3 separate regions of the Homo sapiens genome follow, and regions 1 and 2 are each linked to region 3. Evidence: chromatin loops called from intact Hi-C (ENCODE). Cell type or tissue: dorsolateral prefrontal cortex. All regions are shown on one strand. Each heading gives the region's core, and the rest is flanking DNA. Links, peaks and the distances in the headings are about the cores only.

Region 1 (8,435 bases), core at 221-8,220, 150 kb after region 3:
TGGGATTACAGGCTTCCACCAACATGCCCGGCTAATTTTTGTATTTTTAGTAGAGATGTGGTTTCACCATGCTGGCCAGGCTGGTCTCAAACTCCTGACCTCAGGTGATCCACCCACCTCGGCCTCCCAAGGAGGTTATGATTTAAAGGGAACTTACACATTTTGTTTTGTTTAAATCATGGAGAACAATGAAAAGAACTATTATTTATATTTGGAGCAAGCCAACCACTAAAGGAATAAACTCAGTGCTTAAAATGGATTGTTTTCTCCCTCACCTGTTGAGGAAAAGATTCTTTAAATGAATTTAATAAATGTACTGTGCACTAACCACAAGCCAGCACTTGGAAGAAAACAGTGACCCAGGATCAAAAGGATGATCACTGTGAATAAGTTGTGTCAGGCTAACTTCCTCCTACTTCTTTGTTTTTAACAAGTTTGCCAAATTAACGGTTTAGAAAATGTAATCCATATGTATACCTATCTAAATTTCATCAAATATTTTAACTATGTTGATTGAGATGTGGACAAGATAATGGACAACAGGAAATCTGTAACACATCTAATGACTTTGTCTAACAGTTACCGGTTTCTGGGTCTTTATCAGTCTGGAAGGAGGTTTTTTTGGTGCCACACTGTATTAATTGTCCCTTGCCTATTGTGAACAGATCTTTCCTTTAAGAGCTTCTCAGATCCATTCACTTCCTTCCACCTCACTGCATATCTTGGTAGCAGTCCTGGCTATCTTTCATCTGGGTCCCTGCAATGACCAATCTCTGCCTCCAGTCTTGCTTCCCTCTGGTTTTTAACCACATTTGAAGAGTGCCCATCTTTCCTGATTTGCCCAGTTTATGCCTGTTGTCCCAGAATAATTATTAATAAAGCCCGTTCATTCTCAAAAGTGCCTCCATTGGGTGAAATTATATGCCTAACTTTAAAGAGTATGATTCTAACCACATCACTCCCCCACTTAACACTTTCAGTGGCTTATCCCTGTCCTTAAAGTCCACATTTATTCAGCATGTTTTTGTTTTTTTTTTCTTCTTCTTAATATCCACTAAACTATAAGTTTCAAGAGGGCAGGGATTATTTAGTCTTATTTTGGTCTTATTTGATAACTAGCAAAACCCCAGGGCCCATAACAGCACCTAGTACATAGTAGGTGCTCAAACACATGTTTAATTATTAGCTTGTAAGGGGTCCACGGTTTGGGCACTGCCTACCTATCCAACTTCATCTCTGCCCTCTATTCACAGTCTAATCTTCAGTCAGATTGTACTGTATTCAGTTCCTTTCTCACCTCTAGACCTTTGCGTATGTTGGTACCTGTTCCTCCTTCCCCCACCTCTACCTCTAGTATCCCCCTAATCTCCTGCCTAATTCCTTTAAAGTCACTTCCTTTTGGAGGCCTTCCCCAACCCTCTAGTTAGGAAATGTCCTCGCACTGTGTATGCCCACATCACTCTGCACTTCTCCTAGACTAATACTCATCATACTTTACAGCTAACAATTATTGGTCTCTCACTCTGGTAGTCTGTTTGTTCTGTGATCACACTTATACATACTTCCAGCACCCAGTACAATGTCTACCACCTGAGATGCAATTAATAAATAACTGCTGAATTAACGAAATAGGCTGATACGATCTTAAAGGTGCCATATAAAGATGAAATGGGATGATATTCCTCCCTTATCTGCAATGGATTATGTTCAGTTCTAGGTACCATGTGTTAAGCTCCTGCCTCCTCAGAGAAAAGCAATCAGGAGGATTAATAGAGTGCTAACCAGAAATTGAGATGAGAGAGAGAGAGAGAGACAGAGGGAGGGAAGAAATGAAGGATGAAGGGCCTTCAAATTTCTAGAAAAAAGATTAAACATGTTTTGTATGACCCTGGCAGGACCAATAGAAGAAAATTAGAAAACAAGAAGTTTGGGCTTTTTAGCAGTCAAAACTACCTGAAGATAAATGTGTTGTCTGTGAGGCACTGAGTTTCCTGTCTCCAGAAGCATTCATAATAGGCCAAACTGTGAGTTGGTGGAGATGTAAAGCTGGACTATTTTTAGTAGTAAATAGCAGAGAAGAAAAGTAGTAATGAGTGAAGTAGCTAAGCAGCTTGGAAAGTCAGATTGGAAAGAAAATCCAAAAAAGGCCCCAGTGCATACCTCACTGAGCTGGCTGGGAATTCATCCCTGTCCCCATTCCACATGTCTATGAAGGAAAATAGGCTGGATTAAGTAGAACAAAAGGGAAGACTTAGTAAGCAGGATACTAATGGTGATGTAGTCACTGAAGAGAAAATATGAATCATAAAAATGCAGTTGATGGCCATCCATTCCTGTTTAAAATATAATAAAAATGTACAAATAGATATTGAAATCAGTAGTCAACTTTTGATAATAACAAAGAAAAAGAAAAATCTATTCACTTTAATTCTAGGTGAAAAGAAAGATCTGATCTTTTACAAAATAAATAATATTTGATAATGCTAATGTTCACAAACTTAGCTCCTGAACAATTAATAATTTTTAAAAAGCAAGGAGATGGAGTTGACATCCACTTAATTCTATGAGCACACACACTTCTAACCACTTCATATTCTTAAATCATGCTTTCAGTCACTGATGTAGAAGTGCGTGAATTATTGAGCCCTGCGTTAAGACTCCAGGAGGCAAACTGACGACACTGATCTATGTTTTGGAGGCTTTTTGTTGTTTTGTTGACTTAGTGGAGCAAGAAAGAAATTCCCAGCTGCCAAGTCTGAAGAAGTGGGTGGGACTCTTTCATTCATGGGAGCCAGTCCAGGGGAGTAGACCACTGTTCCCAGGAGGGCTTCCAAAACAACTTCTGAATAATTCATGCTCTGAATTGGAGCAGCCCGCAGCAAGGAGTTTTATAATGCCCTCATGTTTGACTACCATGCAGGCCCTTTTCAAGAACCTATTCCAGAGCTTCATGAAGAGGGATATCGGCTGATTTATAAAACATGCTGGAGTATGACCTGGAACTTATTTCCCCCCAGCCTCCTCTGAGCTGTGCTATAACCTTGCATAAGTCTGTCTTTCTCTGAGGGGGACAAGTCTGAGATTTGAACACCTCAATTTTCACAATTAATAGTTTGGGCTAAACATACTAAAAATAAATGAAAATGCTTTTTACAGCTTTGATGACCATACCACTTTCCACCACTACTCCCCAATACACACACACACACAGACACACACACACAGAGCATTTTCAAATCCAAATATAAAGAGAGAAAGATTTCACTCTCTAGTTAGAAAAGAAGCACAGCAAGAGATAAAATATGCAATGCCAGTTAAAGTCAACATTCTAAAACCTAGAGGGCTTGGTTCTCAGGACAGATTGTCTTACTCTCACAATAGTATTCTAAAGACCTTGGACTGAAGTCAGAGAGTATCTGCCAAGGATCACAGACTTCCCCCACAACTCATCCCACCCACAGTCACTACCAGCCACTGGGTGGTGTAGGAGACAGGCTATCAGCACACACTCTGGGAATCCATCTGGATGAGACTTTTAACCCATGAGGGACTGCCCCACAAAGAATTAACTCCCAGGAATCCTCAGCATGAAGCTCAGTTCAAATGTAGTGTTCTAAGTGAAGAAGGACTTGTTAGCTAATAAAATAATAGAGTCTGGCTATCAGGCATCAGGTCACTGCAAGTGGGCAGCGACAGGATGAACAGGGGAATTATGGCATGGTGCCTGAGCACAGGTGGCTCTCTTCATGGAGGGGGTGCAAACAAGGAAGGGTAGGAAAGAGAGGAAATGGTAGTGGGGGGAGGGTAGGGACAATGGATTGCTGTTTAATGTGTGTGGTTTTGCTTATATGTTTGTTTCTTTTAGTGGGAGAGACGATGAGAGGGTTTACCTCCTAAGGGGCAGGACTAATAAAGAGAAAGAGAGGTTTGAAGATACAGGGAAGAAGGGTTTGACCAGTGGGCAAGGAACCCAGGAAGCAGGAGAGAGGTGGACTAACTGCAAACAGGACAGGGACACCTGTCCCCTAAGGCAGAAGGAAATAGTAGGTAAAAATGGTGGTTAGCAAGTCTGGGCCAGCCAGGAAGCTGAGATGTTCTCACTCGATGATCAAAAGCTGCTCAGTGAAGTAGGGGGCATGGTCTTCCTCCAGGAGAAGTGGGGAGGTGAGATAATGGGGAGGGGTTTGAGGCAAAGTTTGGACTGGCTGCTGAGAGAACAGGAAAAAGATTGACCAGGAGGATGGCCTGGTGGCCCAGAGGCCCTTCTGACAGTCGACTTCGGTACAAGTGGCCCAGGAGTGGCACCCATGGGAGATTATGGTACAGGAGAGAATGGGGTCCCTGGGGGGCCAGGGCTGCAGGGAGAAGCTGTTCAGAGGAGGTTATACAGATAGGAAAGAATTGGGATCAGTAATCAAGAGGATTAAATGACCACCCAAAGCACACATTATATGGTCGGTTCCAAAGGAAAGCTTGACAGGTCCTGGGGGTGTCAATAAGTCCTGGTGAGACATCAGACACCTTGGATGGCAAGTTCCTGCCAATGCTGTACAAAAGGGAGAGACCCAGCATAAAGACACAGTGTGGAAATGCATTCTAGGCTACAGAAGACTCCTAATTGGAGAATCTCTCTCCCTTTTCTCCTGCGACTTAATCATTAAAGTAACTTTATTGTCCAGACATGACTCACTTGACACAGTTACTGCCATCCTGTAGCTCAGAAAATCACTGCAGAGATTAGAGAGATTCCAGAAAACCCTGGAAGCAATTAGAGAATATGGCACTGTGTCCTGTCATCTGTAGCATCTGTTGAACAGTGAGGGAGTCCAGGTGGGGACTCAGTGCAAGCCTACCTTGTTTCAATATGCTAACTTGGGCACACAGCTTAGACTCCTTGAGTGTCAGCTTCCTCTTATGTAAAGTAAGGGGGTTGGTCTAGGTTCTAGCTAATTTCTAAGCCATTCCCTGATTCTATTATTAACTATAATTTCGTCCTTAACTCTTTTCTTATAAATTACATGCCTGATTCCAGAATCAAAGCATCTCTGGCAACCTAAATCTACCATTTAGAAAAGGGACCCCACTGTGGCTGTCACGATTTGCTGTTCATGTTGTCAATTGTCATCTAAAAAAGTAGTCTTCCTAACTGGGACTTCTGGAATATAAATTGTGGGAAATGATTAAAAAATCCTTCTCAAGATTTTTCTTTGGAGTAAAAATCATATCTCCTTTCCTTGAAATATCTACACTTCAGTCGGGGCAGGGGACAGCGCCGAGATAGGAAATGGGTAGTATTGGAGTGGAGAGGGAGGATATGGTCTAAATAAATAAAAGGTTGAAAAATACCTCCAGTGTGAAAGATCAAAAAAATTATAATTTACCTTAGACAAAGGGATAAATTACTTAGATATTCACCAAAATAATCCCACTACCCCCCTTTCAACAAATTGGGTAGGGAACTGAGGGGGAGCACTGAGGTTACAGCTGCCAGTCTACAGTCAGATAGACTACTCTGCCCCTGCCCATCAGCAGCAACCACACTCTACAAGCCAGTCAAATTTTCCAAGGGTCCTGGTTGTGGTAAAATGTAATATGAGGTTACAATGGAAACTTCTCTGTATCAATAGCTAGAAAAATCCCAGAAAGTACTATAATGAACTGTTCCAAATCCATTTCATTTTTGACATCAATTTATTTTCCCCCAAAACCTGCCTTCTTTCTCCTTTCTTCCTTCGTTTTCCTGCTCAGCTTTTACAAAAAGCAATCCAGATTCATTGTCTCTACATCCTCTCCCCAGTGTAAAGCAGCTTACCACGCCACGCTTGCTTCTCCTGTTCTCTCTCCTACCACTCAGATGAGATATGATACTGAGTGAGACACACAGCCCCCTGACTTCATCCTTCTTACAGTCTACTGGGGGAAACCAGCTAATTCCTTTACAATGCATCTCCTTCCATTACTTTCTTGCCTAGGCAAATGTTACTCCCTCACCATGGAATGAACGCCCACTGCTCTCTTCTTTCCCTAGCAACCACCTATTCGCCTTTTTAGTTGAAGCTCAGATGGCACCTTGTGATGGTTAATATTGTCAACTTGATTAGATGGAAGGATGCAAAGTATTTTCCTTGGTGTGTCTGTGAGGGTGCTGCCAAAGGAGATTAACATTTGAGTCAGTGGACTAGGAGAGGCAGACCCACCCTCAGTTTGGGTGGGCACCATCTAATCAGCTGCCAGCATGGCTAGAATAAAGCAGGCAGAAAAAAAGTGGAAAGAGCAGACTTGCTGAGTCTTCTGGCCTTCATCTTTCTCCCATGCTGGATGCTTCCTGTCCTTGAACATAGGACTCCAAGTTCTTCAGCTTTTGGACTCTTGGACTTACACCAGTGATTTGCCAGTGGCTCTTGGGCCTTCAGCCACAGACTGAAGGCTGCACTATTGGCTTTCCAACCTTTGAGGTTTTGGGACTCAGACTGGCTTCCTTGCTCTCAGCTTGCAGACAGCCTATTGTGGGACTTCACCTTGTGATCATGTGAGTCAATACTCCTTAGTAAACTCCCTTTCATATATACATCTGTCCTATTTGAACTATCCCTCTAGAGAACCCTGACTAATACACATCTCCTCTGTGAAACCTTCCTCTACTCCCTCTGGTAGACTTAAATGCTTGTTTTCCCATGTTCCCACAGCACTTAGTACATAGTCAACATGGGATCAGTAGTCTAGAGGGTTAACTGACCACCCAAAGCACACATTATATGGTCAGTTATTGGTAGGGGTTTTATTTGTTAGTTTGTTTTTGTGCATCTGTTTAATCATTAGGGCAGTAAATTCTGTGAGGGGAACATGTGTTTTCTCTCTGTAGCTCCAGTGCCCAGAAGAGCAAAAGCTACAAACCCCAAAGTCATCTTTGGCTTATGCTTTTCTGTCTTTCATCAAAGTCCTACTTTGATCAAAGTCTTGACATATACCTCAGAAGTACTGGCTCTCTCTACTGCTCTCCAGCCCCAAAGTCACAACCTCATGCCAGCCCTTGTCTTGTCTCACCTGACCTATAACATTCCCCACTTCCAGCCCTCCCCACACTGACTGATCTTTCAAGTTGTCAAAAAAGTGATTTTCTAAAAATAGATCTGATTGTGCAACTTCCCTATTCAGTAGGATAAAGTCTTAACTCCTTAGGATGGCTCCAACTCACCTCTCCAGTCCCATGTCCTACCTCCCCTCTGTAACTTGCCTGTCCCTACCAGCTATTTATTTACTTAATACCTCAGTTACATCACCTGGTACAGGCCACGTTTGCTCATGCTTCCACACCTTTGCATGTGCTCTTCATCCTACCTGAAACCCCACTACCACTAGTCTATTCCCTCTCCTCCTCAAACATACATACAAGCATGCACACACACACCTTTTCCTGGAAAACTACTATTTGGGATAAGAGTCCAGCTCAAATGTTGCCTTCTCTCTGAAGCTTTTCCCGAGTCTGACAGAGTTCATTTGCCACATTTTACCCACATTACTTTGTATTAATGTGCTGCATTTTAATTCTGTCTATGCACCTGTGTCCCTTAACAGTACTGTAAACTTACTGGTACCCATGATATACTTTGTTTATCTTTGTAACGCACACAAGTCATGTAGTACTGACATATAGGAGGTTCTTAATAAATGTTTTTACCACTGCTGAAGATTGTTGTGGGGTCTTCATGCCTGGAACTATGCAAAAATTAAATATAAAACATTTAACCTGAAGGCTGGGGCCACTCACTGGTCTACAGGTAGAGGGAAAGACTAGACAATCCTTCAAGGACCCTCTCAGTTCTAGTCTGATTCTCACAGCATTTACTGAATACCTACAATAGGCCAAGCACTGTGCTAGCTAATTGTTTAAAATCAATCATTTTATTCATTTCTTACAACAAACCTGAGAGGTAGGCAAATTATTTCCATTTCAATGCTGAAAAAAAAAAACTCAGAAAAGACTTGCCCAAGTTCCTGCACTCACTCAGCAGAAGAGCCCCCGCAACCGGCATACAATTCAACAATAAGCCTGCACAACAGGAGGGGAGCCCTTTTTAAGCAGTGAAGGATAGCAACACCCCACTGATTCTCAATGAATGGGAAAGAGCAATCAACTGATAATAAATGAACAAACAGAAATCAAATTATTTTTCCTGTAGCCCAAGTGAGCTCTGGTCTCTGTTGGGATTGAGCCTTATAAAGTGCAAAGCAACTTTAATAAAAACCAATACAAATTCAATCCTAATCATAACTGCAGGTAGAAATATCCCCTACAGGAAGGAGAAAGATTTCAGAGGCAATGAATAAAGCTAATTACTCCCTCATATCATACTTAGCAAAATCCAAAACAAAAAACTAGATGGCCTCCCTTTAATGTTCCCCTGATTCACTACTTACTGTGCTTTGTAACAGCT
Region 2 (8,435 bases), core at 178-8,177, 190 kb after region 3:
GAACCTAGAAAAGGCTAATGAGCCCTGTGGAATAATATTTCTAAGTATTCACCATACAGGAATCAATATCAACATGCTGTCAGTGTGTGCATTAGCCCCACACTCAAACAAAGAACAGCCCTTAGAGCCCAATAATGACGCTGGGCGTGGATAGCTGGGGATGAGCAAGATGATACAGAAATGACTATATCAGCTCTCCTCAAACACAAGGCTTCCAGGTTATTACACAAGACTGTCATTCTTGTACTTTGTCAGAGATAGACAGAGTTTGGTTTCAGCCACTGATACATTCAGCAAAATAAATCCTCTATCTTCTTAACCTAAGAGATAGATTCAGATTACACTTTCCAGACTGTGAGAGAAGTTTCTGCTTCTGTTCTCAACACCAGGTTGAGAACAGAACCTGGTGCAACAGCAGGGAATACAAACATCTTAAAGTTAACAAAGCACCACAAATATAGCTGATAAGACAGGTTTATAACAAAGCTGAATCATTACTGACTCAGGTAAGACCTGCTTTGAGTGCAACTCCATCATGCCCACAATTATTGATGTAACATTTTCCATACAGAGATCCTGCTAGAAAGTTATATCAAGCAAGGGCAGTGGCAAAAGTCTAAGCATCAACTCTTCATTACTTAAATCTCTGGGTACAAAGTAAATATTCACATCTGATCAAGATTCATGCTCATCCTTACAGTGAAATCAACCTTAGTGTTGCAAATGACATTTCATTCTACATATGAAATCTGATTTTCCAATTAGAATGAGGAGGGGTGGGGTACGTGTGATAGAGTATAGATGACTGATCTGTATGGTATATACAGTAAAGATGTCATAAAACTGAGATGGCCGTGGGTAAGCATGTGTGCTGCATAGCCAGATCGCAATGGTTTGGAATCCTGGCCCAATCACTTATTAACTACATAACCTTAGCCAAGTTTATTCGCCTGGCTAAGGACTGGTTTTTGCAAAATGTGAATAATAACACCTAATCCTATAAAGTGAGATTATTACTCTCTACTTCATAATAATAATAAGGGCTAAATAAGATATACACAAAACTTAATTCAGTACTGATACACAGTAAGAACTGAATAAATGATAGCTATGATTGTTATTATGATTATTATTTTTATCATCCCTATGCGGCCTAGTTATCGGCAAAGAATTAACTTCTTTGTAACTTTGTAATGTATTTGTGAAAGCCATGACCAAAAGTATAGAGGACATTAACTTCTTGTGAGGCTTCCATGGCCTAAACTCTGTCCAATAAACATGGTCTTGATGATCTATCATTACTGTGAAACAAAATTCCTTAAACTGTAGAAAGTTTCAGTGAGGCACCAATAAATACAGCCATAGAGAAATCTCTCCCTTCCCCTATACACACACACACACCATCTACCCCTTGGGGATATATTAAAACTAAGACAACTGAAATAGCCTTAGCCAGTAATTAAGACATGCAGCTAATCAGAGAGCAGCGCAGGCTGTGGCCCTCTACAAAGAAACGAAGAAACAAAACATTAGGATGATAGCTCTCATTACCAGGGCTTTGTTCTCCTGGAGCAAAAAGAGCACAAAAGCATAAAGTTGGAGAACTGTAATTGCATTTTGAACATTTGCGGGGGGAAAAATTACAGGGTTGTCTGAACCGGGAGGATGTTCCACTAGATAACTGCGTCAGTCCACACCCACCAGCGCCCTTCCCCACCCTCAAAGCATGACTCCACTTTTTCTAACACTGCCCTTAAGGAATCTAGCTTTTGTGACTTCCAGTAATTGAACAAATCAACCATGATGAAGCAGCTGAAGAGCACTTTAAACAAAAGAGACAAGAATTAAGCAAACAGAAAACTCATTACAATGCTGCCTTTTGCTTTTTTTTACTCCTAGAAATTCATGTTACCAAACAAGTCTTTCTTCATTGCTCTTCTTCAGAAATAATACTTTAAGAAAATTCTAAAAGGCACTAAGTGATTTTATCCAGATTTATAATCTAGCTACAAGACATACTTTCCCTTCCCCCATCACCATCTAGCACTCTTCCCTGTCACCTTAGAGCTTTCGACTTAGATGTGTTCACACCCAGCAGTCCCAGCAGAGCTTTCTGCTCACATTATATGACATAAAAAAGCAGGCAATGAACAATTCATGCTTCTAAGTGCTTGCGATAAAGCCAGGCTGAGCTGACCTCTCCCATCCTATACAGCTGCATGTCAGAAACATAAGCTTAAAGGACTGAGAGTAGCAAGCATGTGCGTGATGTGGTATAAACAAACAAATTAAAACCTGAGGCCTTTCCTCTGGCTGGTGCCTAATGGGACTAGCATACTTAACTCTGTGCAAAAAAAAAAAAAAAAAAAAAAAAAAAAAATCACTCCAAGCTAGCTAAAGGTATTGCTTTTCCTGCTTTCCATGATATATCTCTTTAGCCCCAATAAACAGACTAAAAGAAGAGGAATTCAATGGTTGCCATTCTTTCGTGTAAGACTTTTTGAGTAAAAACTATCAATTTGGCAGCATTAAGCCACAAGACCACTCCCTGATTCTAAGTGGACATATTGATCAATTGAACTGACATGTGCCTCCTCCTTTCTCTCCCCTAGTAGCAATCAGCTGTACCAGGGAAATCCATTTCATTTCCCAAAACAAAAGGCAACATTCTGCTCCTTATCTGACACTGTCAGACTAATTTTTTAGAAAATAATAATAATAATAAAGATGCCTAAAAACAGAGCTAGGAGTTGAAATGAAAATGATACGTGTTTAGAGTTTTGGAATTGAGTTGAGGTTATGACTGAGTCCAGAGGTCTGTAATCCCTACAACCACTGAGGACCCTGATATTTATTCATCATACCCAGATTTTTGTTAAAGTTAAGCAAGGGATGGCAACACCACTGCCACTTCAGAGGCTCTCCCAGGGTTACCCTTCACTGCAACTGCCGCAGAGAGGAGACTTGTTCCTTTCTCAGTTACAAGTCAGCCTGCAAACAACTCCAGCTATTTCAGAGACTAGCTAGAGATGGAAAAATATGTGGCAGTCTTTCAACTAACTCTGAAGGACATGGGTTGAAGAACTACCATATAGATCAAAAGGCTCAAATAATTTCATTTGGTTTAGGTTTTTATGCTTTTAATAAATTCTGTCTTGAATATGCAAGAGATCCCCTTTCACATCAGGGTTATGTCAAATGCTTATTCAGCATTTGTTCCTTGCCATGAAGAAACTGAAACCCAACCGAGGTAAATAATGAATTTCATACTGCAAATCACTGAATATTTCATAATTCACAAGAGCAAAGAGGGGGCCAATTAGCTCTGCCTCCCAAAAAGAAATCTATATTTTTACAATGCTTAAATACTGTTAACTACTCATTTTAAAGCTTATCTGGGGTTTTGCAATTGAAAAATCATCTTATGTTTATGAAAAATTCTGTAAGAACACTTAAAAATAACAGACAGAGCTGGAGCAAGAATAATTCTACATATTTTAATTCCTATATGACTCTTACAGGCCTTTGTCTTAACCCGGCAGCCTGAAAAACGATTTAGGTAAAACAGCCCTTCTTTCCCCAGTCCATTTTAAGCAGAGACAACATCCCCCAATCTCCGCCTTAGCAGACACCGACTAACCAACAAAACAGCCGTGCAATTAAGGCCCAGACATTTAACACTCACCATCTCCTGATCCCACCGTCTTCTTTTGATGTTTACAGCACATCTGTAGGATGCAATACTAGGAGATGCCTTGTTTGACCTGCTGCATGATGCTGTGACATCAGTTCAGATGATGCAGCTCATTATGGGAAAGACTGCTGTTGCTATGGCAACTGGGATGTGCTAGGAATCCTTGCTGCATTTCCAGTGGAGCCTGAGACAATACGGAAGCCCTGTAAGAAACAGACGATATGCAAAATTTAGACCAAAGGAAGAGGATTCCTCATTGGACTAAAATCCATAGGTTTAAAAGGGATTTCCCTGAAAGCATTTTGGAAAAAACAAAAATTATCTCCCCCTTTGTTGTTATACATTTAGAAAAAAAAGGTGGGAGGAGAAAATAGAATTAGTACTAAGCAAATAAAAACTGAAATGTACAATGTTTCCTTATTAGACAATTTGATCACTTTTTCCTCCCTGGTCAGCACTGGGATAGCTTTTTAAAAGTTATTAAAAAGAATTTTTGCTCATCTGTCAAAGACCAAAAGAACAAAACAGCGAGCACAAAAATAATTAAAAATGGAATATAAACAGCTGACCAAATGACTCTAACTCTCAAGTAAACAAGTTTTAATTCTCAAAACATGGGCAAACCCTTGGCCAATGAAGTCTGTCCTGGTTATTTTCCCTGATGAACACCAACCCACAGAACCTTCCCATGCAGAATAAACCCAGCTTTCACCTGGTCATCAGATAGGCAGCAAAGGGAAGTTTGGAATCTAGAGGGGCACAACACACCACCCTCAACTTCTACTGACCCTTCCTTTGGCCTGCAGGGAACCCCTCCTTCTCATGGCCAAAACGCATGTGAGTCTTTTCTGGGATCAAACCTAGTGGTTGGAACAAGTAGCAGACCTGCTAGAAACTTCCTAAATCGTTGGCATTCCAAACATTGGGGTCTGTTTTCTTCTTTTCTGAACAATAAAACTGCCTACCACACAGATTATTTGTGCCCCTCCCCAACCCCAAAAGCTGGAACTGTGTGAAAAGCCACATTTAAACAAGACACGGTAAGGCATTTCTCCAGTTGGTAAAAGAAAAGCAAATCTAAAGCAATCACTTCTTTCCAGTCCTGAGCAGAAATCAACGTCATGTGGTGAGAACTGGGGAGAAGGAGATATGGACAGAGCAGCCTATGTTTTGCATATTTAATATTTGCAGGCCATTGATAGAGAAAAGCAGAATCAAGTTGACCTGTATCCACTCCGTCTTCACAACTCTGAAAAAGAACAACATTCCAAAAGCTTAAAACATGAGACAATTATGTTGTCTCCTCCTGCTTGAGATTTTAAAATGGCACTGTTAACCACCAGCATAGGCGGTGTGGGATGAGTGGCAGAAGGAATTCAGGCAGTGTCTCTGTAAACAGGAGCTAATAAAATGCCTGAGAAGTGCCAATATCCCAGCAGCGTGCACCATCAGCCTCGCACAGAGCAACCCTGCCCTAGATGGGAAGACAGACTTGTTCTTGCTTCATCTAGAGAGGAATTAAGAGACCAAAAGCAGGAGGTGAATCTGCCTGCTTAGGTCCTTTGTGGCATCAGCAGAGCCTGACTCCCTCCCTTTATCTTAGACCTCAGACCACATGCCACACACAAGGGGAGAAGTAGCAGGCAGCTACCCCAGTACAAAGAGTACAGATCTGAGAGTCAGGAAACCCAACTGTAAATGTCAGGTCCTCCTAGAGCATCTGTGTGATATCAGGCCAATTGATTAACTTCTTGGGGCCTCAAGTTTTTCATCTGCAGAGATGATTGATTTAGCTAATAACCATAGTTTTCAGGTTTTTCATTAGTAATATAACCTTTCTTTTAATGATACAGATCAAAGCTGGACTGCCTTGGTTGAGGCAAGATAAGAAGCCCAGAGCCCAGACTGATGAGCCATTCTCAACCACTGCCTCCAACCTCATTTGCTGTAAGCTGACTCTTTAAGATACCTCTGAAGAACCCTTCAGTCTCTGGAGAAGATAAAGAGACATGGACCTATTACAGAACAAGATTAGTCTTTCCAGAGCTGAAATCCACATGCTATAAAGAGGAGAGGACAGGGTGGGAGCAGGTGTTCCAGATTTGAATATGGCTTCTCAAGATGGTAAGAATCTTGTTAATCTTTTTTGCCAGAAGCAAGTCAATCATTTGATGGGAAGAAATGGATGGCTCATCAAACCTGAGGCCAGGTCAAACTTTTAGCAACCTGGACTAGCTAAATTGCTTGCCCACAAAATGGCACTCACCAATGAAACGGAAGTAGAAGTGGAAACCATCAACTCCAAAGGTGGCTAAGACCAAGTGTCTCTTCTTCATGTTTTCCTGTCCTGCTAGCTGGATGCAAAGAATCCAGTGGAACTCTGAAGCCCAGAAAGATAATGGCCACACATTGTGGATGGAGCCTGGGTCCCTGAATGACTGCATGGAGCTCAACCATCCTCTCCCAACTACCTATTGACCTACACTGGGCTGCAATGAGTGAGAAACAAACACCACCAAGATTTTGGGGTAGTTTATTCTGAACAAATTATCCATTTATAGATAAAATTATAATTTAATAAAATATAAATTTTCTAACAAGATTATATTATATATCATTATTTATGATAAAGTGACAGTGTTAAAAACATGTTCCTTTATTGCAGACTTTCTTTTTTTATTTTATATTACTTTAAGTCCTGGGATACATGTGCAGAACATGCAGGTTTGTTACATAGGTATACATGTGCCATGGTGGTTTGCTGCACCTATCAACCCATCATCTAGGCTGTAAGCCCTGCATGAATTCGCTATTTGTCCTAATGCTCTCCCTCACCTTGCCCACAACCCCCCGAAGGGCCCTGGTGTATGGTGTTCCCCTCCCTGTGTCCATGTGGTCTCATTGTTCAAATCCCATTTATGAGTGATAACATGCAGTGTTTGATTTCCTGTTCCTGTGTTAGTCTGATGAGAATGATGGCTTCCAGCTTCATTCTTTTTTATGGCTGCATAGTATTCCATGGTGTACATGTGCAACATTTTCTTTATCCAGACTATCATCGATGGGCATTTGGGTTGGTTCCAAGTCTTTGCTATTGTAAATAGTGCTGCAATAAACATACATGTGCATGTGTCTTTATAGTAGAATGATTTATAATCCTTTGGGTATATACCCAGTAATGGGATTGCTAGGTCAAATACTATTTCTGGTTCTAGATCCTTGAGGAATCGCCACACTGTCTTCCACAATGGTTGAACTAATCTACACTCCCCAAAACAATGTAAAAGCGTTCCTATTTCTCCACAGGCTCTCCAGCATGTGTTGTTTCCTGACTTTTTAATAATTGCCATTCTAACTGGCGTGAGGTGGTATCTCATTGTGGTTTTGATTTGCACTTCTCTAATGACCAGTGATGATGAGCTTTTCTTTCATATGTTTTTTGGCCACATAAATGTCTTCTTTTGAGAAGTGTCTGTTCATATCCTTTGCCCACTTTTTGATGAGGTTGTTTTATTCTTGTAAATTTGTTTAAGTCCCTTATAGATTCTGGATATTAGACCTTTGTCAGATGGGTAGACTGCAAACATTTTCTCCCATTCTGTAGGTTGCCTGTTCACTCTGATGATAGTTTCTTTTGCTGTGCAGAAGCTCTTTAGTTTGATTAGATCCCATTTATCAATTTTGGCTTTCGTTGCAATTGCTTTTGGTGCTTTAATCAGTAAGTCTTTGCCCATGCCTGTGTCCTGAATGGTATTGCCTAGGTTTTCTTCTAGGGTTTTCATGGTTTTAAGTCTTTAATTCATCTTGAATTCATTTTTGTATAAGGTATAAGAAAGGGGTCCGGTTTCTGTTTTCTGCATGTAGCTAGCCAGTTTTCCCATCAGCATTTATTAAATAGGTTGCAGATTTTCTAAGAGTTTTCAATCTGCTAATATGCATTGAGACTCTCCTGTAGAAATATAGTATGCAGTATTTTCCTAATTTATATTTAATCACAGAATCCTTTTTTCATAGACTAATGTTCCATTGGGTGTCCATCTGCAACATAGTAAATATGACTGTAAACAGCAATGAGCTAGAACACCACTAAACCTCCAATTCAGCCTGCGGCTGCAGAAGAAGGAAAAAATAAAACTTCTCTCACCTTCAGCACAACTCAGTCTGCCTCCAATCTTTCTCTGCCATCCTGAACTGACAAGACAGAAATCTGGTAGTATCATTTGCAGACAGCAACATTTATAGAAATGTTTCCTCCTGGTCATTTTTTTCCTATTTGTAAGTAGGCATTGGCTATAGTTTGAGTGTTCCCTCCAAAATTCATGGGTTTGGTTTTCTGGGTTTGGTTTTGTTTGTTTGTTTGTTTATTTGTTTGTTTAAGAGGAGGCATCTCAATATGCTGCCCAGACTGGATTCAAACTCCTGAGCTCAATGAATCCTCCTGCCTCAGCTTCCCAAGTAGCTGGAACTATAGGCTCATGTTGAAACTTAATTGCCCTTGTGATGATACTTAAGAGGTGGAGCCATCGTGAATAGACTAATACCACTATCATAGGAGTAATTTAGTGACTGCAGGAGTTCAGCCCCCTTTTTCCATCTCTGCATTCTCACCCTCTCACCATGTGATCTCTTCCACAATGTTATGATTCAGCAAGAAGGTCATCACCAGATGCAACCCCTTGATCTTGGACTTCCAGCCTCCAGAACAAATAAACTTCTTTGTATATAGATTACTCAGTGTTAG
Region 3 (8,435 bases), core at 377-8,376:
TGCTGTTAGTCTGATGGGCTTCCCTTTGTGGGTAACCCGACCTTTCTCTCTGGCTGCCCTTAACATGTTTTTCTTCATTTCAACTTTGGTGAATCTGACAATTATGTGTCTTGGAGTTTCTCTTCTCAAGGAGTATCTTTGTGGCATTCTCTGTATTTCCTGAATTTGAATGTTGGTCTGCCTTTCTAGGTTGGTGAAGTTCTCCTGGATAATATCCTGAATAGTGTTTTCCAACTTGGTTCCATTCTCCCCGTCACTTTCAGGTACACCAATCAGACGTAGATTTGGTCTTTTCACATAGTCCCATATTTCTTGGAGGCTTTGTTCGTTTCTTTTTACTCTTTTTCTTCTAAACTTCTCTTCTCGCTTCATTTCATACATTTGATCTTCAATCACTGATACCCTTTCTTCCACTTGATCGAATTGGCTACTGAAGCTTGTGCATGTGTCACGTAGTTCTCGTGCCATGGTTTTCAGCTCCAACAGTTCATTTAAGGTCTTTTCTATGCTGTTTATTCTAGTTAGCCATTCGTCTAATCTTTTTTCAAGGTTTTTATCTTCTTTGCGATGGGTTCAAACATCCTCCTTTAGCTCAGAGAAGTCTGTTATTACCGATCCTCTGAAGCCTTCTTCTCTCATCAAAGTCATTCCCCATCCAGCTTTGTTCCATTGCTGGTGAGGAACTGCTTTCCTTTGGAGGAAAAGAGGTGCTCTGATTTTTAGAATTTTCAGCTTTTCTGCTCTGGTTTCTCCCTATCTTTGTGGTTTTGTCTACCTTTGGTCTTTGATGATGGTGATGGACAGATGGGGTTTTGGTGTAGATGTCCTTTCTGTTTGTTAGTTTTCCTTCTAACAGTCAGGACCCTCTGCAAGTCTTTTGGAGTTTGCTGGAGGTCCACTCCAGAACCTGTTTGCCTGGGTATCACCAGCACAGGCTGCAGAACAGCAAATGTTGCAGAACGGTAAATGTTGCTGCCTGATCCTTCCTCTGGAAGCTTCGTCTCAGAGGGGCACCCAGCTGTATGAGGTGTCAGTCGGCCCCTTCTGGGACGTGTCTCCCAGTTAGGCTACTCGGGCGTCAGGGACCCACTTGAGGAGGCGGTCTGTCCCTTCTCAGATCTCAAACTCCGTGCTAGGAGAACCACTGCTCTCTTCAAAACTGTCAGACAGGGAGGTTTAAGTGTGCAGAAGTTTCTGTTGCCTTTTGTTCAGCTATGCCCTGCCCACAGAGGTGGAGTCTACAGAGGTAGGCAGGCCTCCTTGAGCTGCAGTGGGCTCCACCCAGTTCGAGCTTCCAGGCTGCTTTGTTTACCTACTCAAGCCTCAGCAATGGTGGACGCCCCTCCCCCAGCCTTGCTGCTGCCTTGCAGTTCGCTCTCATACTGCTGTGCTAGCAGTGAGCGAGGCTCCGTGGGCATAGGACCCTCTGAGCCAGAAGCAGGATATAATCTCCTGGTGTGCCATTTGGTAAGACCACTGGAAAAGCACAGCTATTAGGGTGAGGTGATGCCCCGCCCTGCTTTGGCTCACACTCCATAGGCTGCACCCACTGTCCAACAATCCTCAGTGAGATGAACCCAGTACCTCAGTTGGAAACGCAGAAATCACCCGTCTTCTGCGTCACTTACACTGGGAGCTGTAGACTGCAGCTGTTCCTATTCTGCCATCTTTGAACAGCCTCCAGCATGATGATATTCTATCATTTTGTTTTCATTTATTAGCTAGAATAACTTCAATAGAAGATGCTTCCCTTTATCAACTATTTGCTCATACAGGTAAAATTCATAAAGGAAAGTTAAGATAAATATTTGATTCTTTAATTTTCTTTAGCTAGTTTTCGAGGAAATGAATTGATTCTGTCATATTCAGAAGGTAACCAACTGGTCGTCTTACTTGATATCATTGCATACTCATGGATTTAAACATATATGATCCACTTTTGATTCACTGCAGTTCTAACCTTATTGAGAGTTGCCCATCTTTGGCCAGTGGGATCTCCTTCAATCTAGCTTCAAGTTGACTATTCTGTAATAGTAATCTTTGATAGCTTCTTTGCTCATCTTGTATGTGATGTAAAATCAGATATTTTTCTAAGAAGGCTTGGTTTCCTTTAATGGGAAAAGATTTTTCAGACCACCATCAAGGCAATAGGGCTGTTCATTACTACTGAATTGGTCACTGTGTCTAGGCTTTTTTCATTAATAGAGCTAGGAAAAACATGTATTGAAAAATAAAACACCTATGAGTTCACAATTGATATATCCAATTCAAATTCAGGAATACAGGGTTTTTACCTAATATCTTCTATAGTATATCCGTATTTCCTTTCTTCCACCCCAAAAATTTGTGGTAATAGAATTAGAAGATCTCATACTTACTTTTCGTTTTATTTCACATTACATATACGATAGTTTCAGAATAGCAATACTATCTTAATACTACTACTAGTACTGGTACTGAAGCGAAAGACTAGGACAGGTATTTATAAGAAACCTGATCAAGGTGCCTTTTTTCAGCACAGAAGAGAGGAGTTTCACCTCTGATTTGTCTTTATCTGGTCTTTGAGAGCAAACAACTTATATCCTAGTCTCACTGTTCACCACAGTTCATATTATACAGTTTTAAAAATTGGGAATTTATAAGTTCCTTTACCATCTTCAAGGTCCATCCAGAAGGAAAAAAAGGCTCAATAAAAATATGACAAAAACACGTGATCATTAATTCTCCTCCAAAGAGGGAAAAGCCCTTTGGTTTTAGAAGGCATACCCTGAGAGGCTTTCTGCCTCAGCAAACCTTCTAGTCTTTGCAGATCATCACAGAATACGCAAAAAGGACAAAAATCACTGAAGATAGTCATCAATGATATACCAAAGAAACTCAACTCTAATGCTAGGTATGCCAGGTGAAGCACTCTTTTGTTTTTCTTTCCAATGTAACTACTGTAGGTCACAGGGTTATGAAGATGGGTCTTCTCTTCAAGCAACAGACTGTAAGCATCTCTTCATTCACCATCTCACATGGCAAAAATTATGCAATTTATATATTTGCTTTGTTTGTTCAGTGGTGTATAGGTCATTTCTGTCTATGTCTCTTTGCCTTAGGAAATTCTTGTAGGGCAAGCACTTTGTCTATTTTGCTTCACAGAGTTTAGTACCACATGTAAATGAAGTCTTAATACATACTGATGTTACCGATATTGAATTCACAAACCATGAAACGAAAGCTTCAAGATGATCATGAAAAGAATATATGAAGCAAAAAATGTATCTAGATCACTTTGCATCACGCTAGGCATCAGAGAGTCTGAATTCTTGGCCCCTGTGTGTATTGGTTATCTGTATCCCCATAGATTGCTGAGCCTCAGTTTCCTCATCTATAAAGACAGTGCTAGATGGGTGACCTGTACTCTCAAGCCCAAAGATTTTCTTTTGTTTTCTTTCTCTTTTATTTTGTGTACTCCACCCATAAGACAGCCCAAGCTTTAGTTACCCAGAAGTTTTTACATATCTCTGAAAAACCTTGTAAAATTACTGTTATTTCTTCCAAGTAGTAGAACGAGTACTAAGTGAGAATCAGAAGACTTGAGTTCCAGTCCTAGGTACATTGAAAGGTATCTCTCTGATATAGTTTTGCTGTGTCCCCAACCAAAATTCACCTTGAATTGTAATAATCCCCATGTGTCAAAGGTGGGGCCGGGTGGAGATCATTGAATCATGGGGGCAGTTTCCCCCACACCGTTCTCTTGGTAGTGAATAAGTCTTATGAGATCTGATGGTTTTATAAATGGAAGTTCCCCTGCACAAGCTCTCTTGCCTGCCGCCATGCAAGACTTGCCTTTGTTTCTCCTTTGCCTTCTGCCATGATTGTGAGGCCTCCCAGCCATGTGGAACTGAGCCCATTAAACCTCTTTCCTTTATAAATTACCCAGTCTCAGGTATGTCTTTTTTTAGTAGCATGAGAACAGACTAATACATTCTAGGACTCCTGCAGGTCACCCTGCCACAGGCCCTGAAATAACAGTGCAGATCCATACCACCAAGCTGAGGAGGAAAGGTCTATGGTTCATTCAGAATGAAAGTTAAGACCCCCACCTTCACTCCAGGATTAATGTCCTGAGAGGCCCTTTTTGTTGTGTTTTCCTTAGTTGCTATGCTGGGTTCAGGCCATTACTCCTCCACCCTCCTACTTATCCTTTCCCAGGCAAGAGGTATACACAGATTCCTTTGAGTCTCATTTTCAACTCCCTATACCACCTGTTGCTTTTTCTTCATTACAGTCATTTAAGATTTTATCTTGTAAAGAATCTATCAATATCCATTAGCAGTTTAGATTTGTTTTATCTGATGTAAATTTCTAGTAACTCCATTGAAATTCTGGAGCGTTTCAAGGTATAAAGGATCTTACAGGTTAATTTACAAATGCTTTCTCCTGACCTATTCATTAGTACTTTTTCTACTGGGAGAAAGAAGTTAAGGAAATCAAAGTTCTATTTGGGATTTCATTGCTGACTCATTGTATGACCTTTGGCAGCTCTTTCTTAGATGTACTTTTTATCTATTTAGATCAGTAAGACCATGGCACAGCTTCTAAGGATGTGTTTCTATGCCTTCCTCCCCCACATAAATAAATATCCACAGCAACTGGCTTGACTGTTGATTTGTATTTAAACAACTACAGTATGTCTGTTGAGAGCTAATATTATAGACACAAGTTTTTAGGTCTCACATCTGAGAGTCCAGAACAGGAAATGAAGCCTCATAGGATCAAAGTCCTTTGGTTAAGGTTCTGAAAATTAGATAACAACAAATCCAGATTCTGAAGCCAGTATCATTCTTTCATATCGGGTAGATGGGAAGGCAAGCTGTCGATTAACCTTTGGAAAGCTCCATTACCTCCCATTGACCCAACAATTTTATTCACAGGATTCTTTTCTAAGGCAATAATGAATTTACCTACTGAAATGCTGTCAAATACTTGTTTATAATGGTGAAAAATTATAAAAAGAGAGATGAGTTTAACATGATGTGGTATTCCACATAATGAAAAAAAATGCACAGATGCTAAAAACATTGTAAAATATATTTAATCGCATCAGAAGATGTTCAAGGCATATTGTTACCAGAAAAGAAGTAAGTTATAAAAGAGTTCTATATAGAAAAAAAGTATAGCTATGTATACTAAAGTAAAAAATATGTCAAAGCTATTCATAGTATTTTCTCTAGGTGGCAGCATTACAAATGATTTTTATTGTACTGTTTATCTGTATGTTTAAAATTTTTCTCCACTAGAGATGTATTTCTTTTGTGAGAAATAAGAAAAAAAATAAAAAGTTAAACAACCAAGAGGTTAAGTCAGTTCCATGGCAAAACAACAGTCAGGGAATGCATGTCAAACTATGCACAAGAAGGATACAAAGTATAATATCAAAGCAGGCAACTGAATTATACCAAAGCAGCAGGATCCTCAGATTCCCAGCATTCTTTTTGTGTAAGCAGGGATCTCTCACTCCACAGTCACCCTCATTCTTTTAGGGCTCTATGTCAGGTGGCCAGGTAACATTAGCCAGGTATACAGATAAATAACATATCATTAATTCTGGTTACTAGGATTATTAACTGTGTTTGCTCTGATTGTTTTTTCCTTAAGTTTAGCAGAATTGAAATAAAGACATAGGTAAGGAAAATACACTTATTAATCTGAAATAAGAGTGGGAATGTGAACCTTACTCACTCCATCTCCTTTTTAATTTGATTGATTGCTTTGCCCTGGAGTATAGCTGAATAGATTACCAATCCTCTTCTACATTTTCATATAAACCCACAAGGGAGGAGATAGTTCTATGGACAGTTTCCATCACTTGACAAAGCAAGATCTTGTTTACCTCCTGGAGTGACCCCAACACCCTAAGATACAGAATCTTCCACTTTCAAGCCTTTGAGTAATTACTGGGGGAGTAAAGACATCTGAGAACTTAGTCCTCCCTTGGGGATAAACTTTGCATGACTAAAATTTCAGTCCTTCAAAATTCCTTAGGGTTTATTGCAACATATAATTTTTGCTAATTAGTTTATATAAACTTATGTTTACTTTCACTAACCCAAATAATTTGTACTGATAGATTTTCAATCTAGAACATTTTCTGGAAAATTTATTGCTGAGCATTAGAGCCTAAATTAAAACACAGAATCCAGCTTATGTCTGAGTTATGAAAATCTATTTTGGTATTTTGCCTGCTCCTTGCTTGACTGACTGTCCGTATTATAACTACTCTTCAGCAAGCCCTAGACATACAAAGCAAGACTAAAGTTATCGAATTCCAATACTGTGGTTTTAAATCCACCCTCATTGCCCTTTTCCAGAGGCCCCTCTGGGAAATAAACATGGATCAGAATAGCATATCTGACCACCAAGTACAGTAATCATTCATTATTAATGTCCCAATGTCACACCAAAATGGAGGATGAAGGGTTCATTCAAATAATCCTATAACATTGGCTAACATCCCTCAAAGCACTCAAAAGTGCTTCAGTTTTGAAATCAGTTGCCAGCTAAGAAACAAATTCAATTTCAATGCACTTTCTAAACCTCCAGATTAATTTCGTCTATAAAGTAATTTTTAAACTCATTGCTTACTTAGATTGACCATAAACTTAGTGAGAAAGAACTTTCTTCTCTCTGATTATACACACAGAATTCTACTCATATCAAACAACGAGTGGAGTTTCAGAAGGCAAACAAAAGGAAAAACAGAATCAAAAAATTAGCTCTGAGTAAATATAAATATCAACCAAACCTCAAGTCATTTCTTTCAACATTAATCAACATGATTAAAAAGCACCCCTCCACAGTACCCTAAATCTTATGCCCATCCCACCACTATTTAACTACAGACAGAAACCATCTTGTGAATGTCTAGTGAAAATCCAAATGTCTACAAGTAAATTAACAAGTAAAGTAAGTAATAAAATTAAAGAAACAAAATGAGGGACAACTGAGCTGGAGATACAGAAAATATGCATAAGACTATGTGAGAGATTTACAAGGATGGGACAACTTATATGATCTCTCTATGATTTATACTTTACCTGCTTCCAAAACAGAGGGGAGAAGGCAGGTGACTTACAAATAGTAAGGTACACTATTAAAGATAAAATTTTAAAACACAGGAAAGAGAAAGATGAACGAGACATTTAAAATGAGATTATTACTGCAATTCAGCACTCAGTTTAGCTCAGTGAAAAGAGGAAAAAATGTGTGGCCAAAAGTAGACGGCCGAACAAAAAGAACTGGTATGGGGAACTAAATATATAAAGGGGTTATCAATAGTTAATACAACCTGTAATCCTAGCACTTTGGGAGGCCGAGGTGGGTGGGTCACCTGAGGTCAGGAGTTCTAGACGAGCCTGGCCAACATGGTGAAACCCCATCTCTATTAAAAAATACAAAAATTAGCCAGGCGTGGTGGCACATACCTGTAGTCCCAGCTACTTTGGAGGCTGAGGCAGGAGAATTGCTTGAACCCAGGAGGTGGAGGTTGCAGTGAGCTGAGATCCACCACTGCACTCCAGCCAGCCTGGACCACAGAGTGAGACTCCGTCTCAAAAAAAAAAAAAAAAAACCAAGAAGGTAGCAGTAGATGATTTCTGTAAACAGAATGAATTAAAGAAAGACCTGAAACACTGAAACAAGAAAGATCTTGCCTCTTTGGAATTGCATGGCATCTTTGTGACACTAATCAGACTCTGGAAGACAGAGAAAGCTAGATGTACAGAGGTCTGGCCTGAAAAGAGCTGAACTCAATAATCAGAGAGAAAACACTGACAACAAGGAAATTCCTAAGGAAAATTTATTTCTGAAACTAGCAAAAAAATGGACCCTGCAATTAAACTTTGTCCGTGTTGCTTGTCCATTCACTTACACTGTATCAAGGATTTGTGCTCCAGGACTGCTCACACAAATGTCAACAATGTTCTAACACTCTAAACAGATGATAGAGGGTAAGTGTGGGATGATTTTGGTCAGAGGAACGTCTTCTCCTCCTTCTTCCTTCAGGTTGGTGCAAAGCTCAAGATCATCAGTGACCCCAAGGAGCCCTCGGTGTTATCACAGAATCCAAACAGTAAGGATTAGATTGGCCAGCATGACTCCAGAGATTTCACATAACTAGAGCTAACACGAAAAACTAAATGAATGCTTCCTTGAAATGAACAAATATTCTGTGATCATATGATGAGGGCCAAGAGGCCATCTTGAAGTTAGAAAAAGTAGTTAAGTACCAAATTATAATAGCATTTGTTCTCTATAGAAAGAATAGGTCTATCTTAGGTGGAAAACATTGGTACAGACACAGCTTAAGGTCTATAAGTAGGCTATATAAGTGGTAGAACAAAAGCTTAGAAAAACCATGTGAGCACAAAGTAAAAACAAGTATACAG

What was found. Hi-C counts contacts between places; a loop is a spot of excess contacts. Peaks named below come from ENCODE experiments on the same cell type or tissue, not always from the same donor. Only the 100,000 strongest peaks of a DNase experiment are listed, where the experiment ranks them.
Region 1: a loop joins it to region 3, with 4 times the contacts of the local background. A loop is called at or near these places in 3 of 110 quality-filtered maps.
Region 2: a loop joins it to region 3, with 4 times the contacts of the local background. A loop is called at or near these places in 2 of 110 quality-filtered maps.

Annotation. Positions count from the first base shown.
Region 1 is chr14:32,361,482-32,369,916 of GRCh38, reverse strand. All of the region lies in intron 1 of AKAP6 (A-kinase anchoring protein 6), which reads right to left. Among named protein-coding and RNA genes, the nearest start is that of AKAP6, 36 kb to the right of the region's middle. In dorsolateral prefrontal cortex, for the core only: a CTCF peak has its summit at 3,466; a DNase peak (open chromatin) is centred at 3,476; H3K4me3 peaks cover 1,478 bases; H3K27ac peaks cover 7,691 bases.
Region 2 is chr14:32,324,659-32,333,093 of GRCh38, reverse strand. It overlaps AKAP6 (A-kinase anchoring protein 6), which reads right to left and starts at 3,796. Exons shown (of 14, transcript NM_004274.5): 1 at 3,686-3,796. RefSeq lists an enhancer at 1,537-1,831. In dorsolateral prefrontal cortex, for the core only: no CTCF peak of the experiment used is centred there; a DNase peak (open chromatin) is centred at 3,823; H3K4me3 peaks cover 4,127 bases; H3K27ac peaks cover 5,403 bases.
Region 3 is chr14:32,510,556-32,518,990 of GRCh38, reverse strand. All of the region lies in intron 2 of AKAP6 (A-kinase anchoring protein 6), which reads right to left. Among named protein-coding and RNA genes, the nearest start is that of AKAP6, 190 kb to the right of the region's middle. In dorsolateral prefrontal cortex, for the core only: CTCF peaks have their summits at 5,015 and 5,214 (motif pointing right); no DNase peak of the experiment used is centred there; H3K27ac peaks cover 6,741 bases.